2 separate regions of the Homo sapiens genome follow, and region 2 is linked to region 1. A link is a contact called in ENCODE Hi-C or POLR2A ChIA-PET data. All regions are on one chromosome and are shown on one strand. Each heading gives the region's core, a stretch centred on a gene start or an enhancer-like site at or near the end of the contact. The rest is flanking DNA. Distances are from core to core; before and after follow the strand shown. Region 1 holds the start of BCDIN3D (BCDIN3 domain containing RNA methyltransferase). Region 2 holds the start of SMIM41-AS1 (SMIM41 antisense RNA 1).

Region 1 (3,554 bases), core at 398-2,897:
CCTCAAATAAGTGAAACTAGAGAAACAGCAGGCCAGATAGAGATGAAAATATAAAGGCTGGGCGTGGTGGCTCTCGCCTGTAATCCCAACACTTTGGGAGGCCGAGGTGGGCAGATCACGAGGTCAGGAGTTCGAGACCAGCCTGGCCAACATAGTGAAACCCCGTCTCTACTAAAAAATACAAAAACTTAGCCAGGAATGGTGGCGGGTGCCTGTAATTCCAGCTACTTGGGAGGCTGAGGCAGGAGAATCACTTGAACCTGGGAGGCAAAGGTTGCAGTGAGCCGAGATCATGTCATTGCACTCCAGCCCAGGCAATAGTGTGAGACTCTATCTCAAAAAAAGGAGAAAAGAAAAAGAAAATATAAAGTAAAAACTGAGAGGAAAACAGCGCTTATTTTAACTCCTGATGGTACTGTTTGCAGGAGTCATGCTCCAGTGCCTTATAAGAAGTTTACCGAACTGCCAGCCTCATGGAGCAGGATACCCCTTTAAGATGGGTGGGCCAGGTGCAGGGGTGGGGTTGGGGGTCCTGCACAACTCTGCTGATGCTTGGTTGACCCTGACGGATATTCTGGGCCATCCTGGCTTTTGACTGGAACCTGCTACCTAGGTTGACCCTTCAGTTCCTCTCCTTATCAGCTCTGTTATTTCCAATCTCTGAGTCACATCTTGCCCAACTCCATTCCACTATGTCTGCTTCAGTTGGCATCCTTTCTCCCTTCCATTTAAAGTTTCCCCAAACAGATCTGGCCTTATTGTATTCTCTATTGAGTTTTCATTCAACAACATTTGTTGAGCATCTTTGTGCCAGGCCCATGTTAAGTATAGGAGACTCAAGGCTGAGAATAACACACCGTTGCAAGCACATCCTCTGGATCCAAACTCCCTGGGTTCGAATCCTAGTACCATCATTTCTAACTGTGGGATCTTGGACAAGTTACTTTGTTTTACTCCAGTGTCCTCATCTATATAAAAAGAATAATAATACGGTCATTTTCTCACGGGGTGAGAGGATTGACTAAGGAGCTTACAAGGGTGTCTGGTGCCTGGTAAGCACTCTTTAAGTGCTGGCTCTTAAGGCACGGTCCTTGCCTCTCAAGGAGCTCATGGTCTACAGTTGCCCCTGGGGGACAGGGCTGAGTCGGCTGGCTTCGCAAGTGACCTGCACCTCCTGGCTACCCTTTCCTGAACCGGGTGGAAGTTTTTGAGTCACAGATTCAATGTATGACCCCAGACAAGTAAGTTCTCTCGGTCTCACTTTTTGCATTTATAAAGAAAGGAAATTGGACTAAAATTGATTTCCAAGATCCCAACAAACTAGTATACTTGTTCTGGGTCAAGTAGCCCAAGTTTCAAACTATGTCAGCTTGGCCAAGACACTTAGCCCTCAGAGTTTGTTTCATCCCTGTAAAACGTGGATGATATTGCTAATCCCCTCCCAGTGTTGTGATGAGGGTTCAATAATACAAGGCAAGCCCCAGGCGCTCGCCGGCTCCAGGTATACAGCGAGAGGAAATCAGGACAGCTTTTCTGATTCACCGCAGAATTCTAGCCACCCGCCCTAGCCGTTCGACGCACGCGCGCTGGCACCGCCACCGCCCACGCCGACAGCAGGTTCCCGGCTTCCGGTTCCGCCACGGCCCAGAGGCTGTGTTGAGGCTAATGGCGGTGCCCACGGAACTGGATGGAGGGAGTGTTAAGGAGACCGCAGCGGAAGAGGAATCGCGAGTTCTGGCACCTGGCGCCGCCCCGTTCGGAAATTTTCCTCATTATTCTCGCTTCCACCCTCCGGAGCAACGGCTCCGCCTCCTGCCCCCGGAGCTGCTTCGACAGCTCTTTCCTGAGAGTCCCGAGAACGGGCCGATTCTGGGGCTCGACGTGGGGTGTAACTCCGGGGTGAGTGACAGGGGAGGGATTGGAGCATCCGGAGCCAAGTGGTTGGCTGCCTACACATCCACTGTGGTTCTGGCCTGGGCTAACACCCATCGAAACTTTCCCAAAACGAGTATAAAGCGTGGCTTTGACTGAGCCAGTGCCGCTGCTGCCTGCCCGCCAGGGTTCCACCATCTGTCTTAGGAATCTCTCTTGGAGAGGAGTCCTTGTCGACTACGTTCCCACTTTTCTTTCAGGGCCAGACCCCAGGTGGGAACGGTCCTTGTATCTAGGGTGGCCTCTGTCCAGCGTGCCTGGCGCTTTGGCTGGGGAGAGGGGGCTTCCAGAGACACACGTTTGGGAACATGGGGTTAGGTTTGGTTTACTGGGAGAGAAGAGCCAAGGGTGACAGAATCATGCCTGATATTGAGACTCATGTGTGCTATACAGTGCAGGACAGACCCTGGGACCTGCATGTTTATTTCAAAAAAAGTGAGTAGGCCGGGCGCGCTGGCTCACGCCTGTAATCCCAGCACTTTCGGAGGCCGAGGCGGGTGGATCACAAGGTCACGAGATCGAGACCATCCTGGCTAACACGGTGAAACCCCGTCTCTACTAAAAATACAAAAAATTAGCCGGTCGTGGTGGCGGGCGCCTGTAGTCCAGCTACTCCGGAGGCTGAGGCAGGAGAATGGCGTGAACCCGGGAGGCGGAGCTTGCAGTGAGCCGAGCTAGTGCCACTGCACTCCAGCCTGGGCGACAGAGCGAGACTCCGTCTCAAAAACAAAACAAAACAGTGAGTTGACAGAGTACAGTGGAGAGGATCGAGAAGCAAATAAAGCATTTTGCCCAAGGGAATGGAGAAGGGCGGCACTGCCACTCTTCTTGCTGCAAACTATTCTTAGGCATATGATTATAATCAAACCACATGCAAAATAAGGAAATGTCTCTCCCACACCTATTTGTAGCCACTGGGATATTCTACACTAGCAGGCAGTCTGAACTTACCACGGCAAATGCTTCAAAAGTTAGTACCCTCTCTGCGCTCCCTCCATCACTCCAGTCCAGCATCTGGAGGGCGGGGGACAATTCTGTTACGTTGCTGTCCTTTTACAGAAGAGACTTTGGGGGACGACTTCAGACCTTGTGGGACTCAGATGATAGTAGGAAGGGGACATTTGGATACAGTCTCAAAGACTGGAATGAGGAGATGGGTTGATGTCCTGTGTCCCCTGCAAAATTTCTCCGCTGTGATGATACGGGAAGTCAGAGGGTAAAAACAATGGAAAAGAGAGACTGAGGTTAAGGCTTGGGATTTCACGAAAGGCATTAGGAAACCACCAGAGATTTTAAAGTTGAGAGTAGTATACACATGAGAGGTAAAGACATAGTTGGCAGCTAACTAGGGTAGTGGTTCCCAAACCTGGCTGTACGTTTATGGAGCTTTCTGTTTTGCAGTTTTTAAAAAATGCTTTTTCTTGTGGATCTTTGTAGTCAGGAAAGGGAAAAAAAATGCTTGCGCTTGATAAAACAAAAAAATTCAAACTACAAAGGGGTATATACTAAAAAGTAAGTCTCTACTCCCAACCCTAAATCCTCCTTTTCCCCCACACAGTGGCACTACTGTTTATAATTTCTTAGGTATCAGTCTTGTGTGTATACCAGCATTTACGTACATA
Region 2 (3,949 bases), core at 471-2,970, 2.3 Mb before region 1:
GTGCAGACAGGAAGGAAGCGCAGCTGGACCTCACCCAGAGAGGGGGACAGATTATCAGCAGGGTGGGAAGTGCTACAGGGAGCCCTCAAGGGCATCCCGCGTGTGCGGGTGATGCAGGCAGGTGCATGGGGGAGGGTGGGGTGCTACCAAACCCCAAGTGAGCCCTGTTGGAACTGAGCCTGGGGTGAGCCGGTAAACAAAGTGTCGGGAGGCGCTTCAAGCTTCAGGGCCAAGGGCCCCAGAGCATGAAGGTAGAGACAGCCAGGTGGAAGTGGCTGGAGAGGGTGCACATGAGGACAAACAGGAGGAGGGGCAGCAGGAGGGTGAGGTGGTGACAAGGGCGGGGAGGTAACCTGGACCAAGGAGACTGGACTCTAGCAGGAGGGAAATGACCCCCAGGGCGGGCTTAGGCAAAGTAAACATGATCACAGGGCAACATGCTCCCACAGGACTTTCTGCAGTAAGGAAGTGTGGCTATTGAGCCCTTGAAATAATGAGGCTAGTAAGACGCAGGAACTAATTTTTAAACATTATTTCCTTTCAATTAATTTTTTTTTTTTTTGAGACGGAGTCTTGCTTTGTCACCCAGGCTAGAGTGCAGTGGTGCAATCTTGGCTCACCGCAACCTCCACCTCCCGGGTTCAAGCAGTTCTCCTGCCTCAGCCTCCCAAGTAGCTGGGACTACAGGCACGCGACACCACTCCCGGCTAAATTGTGTATCTTTAGTAGAGACGGGGGTTTCACTTTGTTGGCCAGGCTAGTTTCGAACTCCTGACCTCAGGTGATCCACCACCTCAGCCTCCCAAAGTGCTGGGATTACAGGCATGAGCCACTGAGCCTGGCCCCTTTTAATTAATTCAAATGTAAATAGCTGCACCAGTTAGGAGGCTGTGAAGATGGTCCAGGTGAGGGAGGGTAGGGGCCTGAAATGGGGAGGCAAAGAAATGGGGAGGGCATGGACTCTAGGATTGTCAGGGCACTGGCTATTTAATATTTAACTTAACCACTCAGCCAGTACTGAAACAGTTGTTATGGAGGCCTGCGTTCGTGAGACCTGGCATGCCACAAGTGAGTAGAGCCAAGAAATCATGGAGACCCACTGAAAGAGGGGAAGGAATGCTCAGGGCCTTGGAGGTCTCCTGGGGGTCTGGCCGGGGCAATGGGGTGCTTATGTATCATCACTAGGAACAGAAACCCACGATGAATCAGCTTGGAGATGACAAGTGTGGTTTTGAACACATGGAAACTGAGAGGTCTTAGGACATCCCAGTGAAAGCATCTGGTAGGCTGTTCTGTGTATGGCTCTGATGCTCAGGAGGGAACTGAAACTGAAGACAGCCCTGTCAGTCATCAGAGGTCAAAAATCGGCAGCCCATAGGCCAGCTTCAGGTCACAGATGGAGGTTTAGACTGGCTCACACCATTGATCTCCCGAAGTGCTGGGATTACAAGCACTGCGCCTGGCCTCATCCTACCCACCTCTTCTTTTTTTAAAATTTAAGTTTTTCCATTTGCTGTACTTCATGCCAAGTATACACTCCCCTCCTGCCTGTTCCCAAGCCAGGGACCAAGGACTACAGGCCGGTACAGGATTTGCGCTTGGTTAATCAAGCTACAGTGACTTTACATCCAACAGTACCTAACCCGTACACGTTGTTGGGATTGCTGCCAGCTGAGGACAGCTGGTTCACCTGCTTGGACCTGAAAGACGCTTTCTTTCGTATCAGATTAGCTCCCGAGAGCCAGAAGCTGTTTGCCTTTCAGTGGGAAGATCCGGAGTCAGGTATCACTACTCAGTACACTTGGACCCGGCTTCCCCAAGGGTTCCAGAGCTCCCCCACCATCTTCAGGGAGGCGTTGGCTACAGACCTCCAGAAGCTTCCCACCAGAGACCTAGGCTGCGTGTTGCTCCAGTACGTTGATGACCTTTTGCTGAGACACCCCACGGCAGTCAGGTGCGCCAAGGGAACGGATGCCCTACTCCAGCGCCTGGAGGACTGTGGGTATAAGGTGTCCAAGAAAAAAGCTGAGATCTGTCGACAGCAGGTACGTTACTTGGGATTTACTATCCGACACGGGGAATGCAGCCTGGGATCAGAAAGAAAGCAGGTCATTTGCAATCTACTGGAGCCTAAGAGCAGAAGGCAAGTGAGAGAATTCTTAGGAGCTGTGGGGTTTTGTAGACTGTGGATCCCAAACTTTGCAGTATTAGCCAAGCCTTTGTATGAGGTCACAAAGTGGGGGACCGGGAACCTTTTGAATGGGGATCTCAACAACAGCAAGCCTTTCATGAGTTAAAGGAAAAAACTTATGTCAGCCCCAGCCCTGGGGCTACCCGATCTGACAAAGCCTTTTACATTGTATGTGTCAGAGAGAGAAAAGATGGCAGTTGGAGTTTTCATCCAAACTGTGGGGCCCTGGCCGAGGCCAGTGGCCTACCTCTCTAAACAACTAGATGGGGTTCCTAAAGGATGGCCCCTGTGTTTGAGGGCCTTGGCAGCAACTGCCCTGCTAGTACAAGAAGCAAATAAGCTGACTCTTGGGCAAAACCTGAACATAAAGGCTCCCCATGCTGTGTTGACTTTAATGAATACTAAAGGACATCATTGGCTAACGAATGCTAGACTCACCAAGTACCAAAGTTTGCTCTGTGAAAATCTCCGTATAACCATTGAAGTTTGGAACACCCTAAACCCCACCACCTTGCTCCCAGTATCAGAGAGCCCTGTCGGGCATGATTGTGTAGAAGTGTTTGACTCAGTTGACTCTAGTAGATCTGACCTCCGGGACCAGCCTTGGGCATCAGTAGACTGGGAACTACACGTGGACGGGAGCAGCTTCATCAACCTACAAGGAGAGAGATGTGCAGGGTATGCAGTGGTAACCCTGTACACTGTTGTTGAAGCCAGATCGTTGCCCCAGGGCACTTCAGCCCAGAAAGCTGAACCCATTGCTTTAATTTGGGCCTTAGAACTCCATGAAGGTAAGACTGTAAACATTGACACTGATTCTCGGTATGCCTTTTTAACCCTTCAAGTGCATGGAGCATTATAGAAAGAAAACGGCCTATGGAACTCTGGGGGAAAAGACATAAAATATCAACAAGAAATCTTGCAATTATTAGAAGCAGTATGGAAACCCCACAAGGTGGCAGGTATGCATTGCAGAGGACATCAGCGAGCTTCCACCTTGCTGGGTTTGGGGAATTCCCGCGCTGACTCAGAGGCTCGAAAAGCAGCATCTGCCCCCTTCCGGCAATCAGTCACAGCCACTCTGCTCCCTCAAGCACCTGATCTTGTACCTACTTATTCTAAAGAAGAAAAGGACTTTCTCCAGGTAGAGGGAAGGACAAGTGATGGAGGAAGGATGGATTCGGTTACCAGATGGGAGAGTAGCTGTGCCACAGCTGCTAGGAGCTGCAGTTGTACTGGCTGTGCATGAAACCACCCATCTAGGTCAGAGTCACTGGAAAAGTTGTTAGGCTGGTATTTCTACATCTCGCATTTGTCAGCCCTTGCCAAAACGGTGACACAGCGGTGTGTTACCTGCTGACAGCACAATGCGAGGCAAGGTCCAGCCGTTCCGCCCGGCATAAAAGCTTATGGAGCAGCCCCCTTTGAAGATCTCCAGGTAGACTTCACAGAGATGCCAAAGTGTGGAGGTCAGAAGTATTTACTAGTTCTTGGGTGTACCTGCTCTGGGTGGGTGGAGGCTTATCCAACACGAACTAAGAAAGCTCGTGAAGTAACCCGTGTGTTTCTTCGAGATCTGATTCCTAGATTTGGACTGCCCTTACGGATCAGCTCAGATAACGGGCCTGCGTTTGTGGCTGACTTGGTACAGAAGACGGCGAAGGTATCGGGCATCACATGGAAACGGCATGCCGCGTACCAGCCTCAGAGTTCCGGAAAGGTGGAGCGGATGAATCGGACTATCAAAAATAGTATTAT

What was found. Hi-C counts contacts between places; a loop is a spot of excess contacts on that map. ChIA-PET counts read pairs that join two places held with the same protein, here RNA polymerase II (POLR2A). Pooled maps may share reads with other maps.
Region 2: a map with no recorded cell type shows a loop between it and region 1 (14-fold over the local background). The contact joins the promoter of SMIM41-AS1 here to the promoter of BCDIN3D in region 1. A Hi-C loop is called at or near these places in 1 of 37 single-sample maps with no recorded cell type and 1 of 50 pooled maps. POLR2A ChIA-PET finds 5 or more read pairs at or near these places in 1 of 52 experiments (HepG2).

The regions. Positions count from the first base shown.
Region 1 is chr12:49,841,199-49,844,752 of GRCh38, reverse strand. It overlaps BCDIN3D (BCDIN3 domain containing RNA methyltransferase), which reads left to right and starts at 1,647. Exons shown (of 2, transcript NM_181708.3): 1 at 1,647-1,899. The coding sequence starts at 1,666. RefSeq lists enhancers at 1,305-1,364, 1,935-2,304.
Region 2 is chr12:52,115,989-52,119,937 of GRCh38, reverse strand. SMIM41-AS1 (SMIM41 antisense RNA 1) reads left to right here and starts at 1,720. Exons shown (of 4, transcript XR_007063312.1): 1 at 1,720-2,045. RefSeq lists enhancers at 809-858, 889-948, 959-1,098, 1,419-1,658, 3,022-3,231.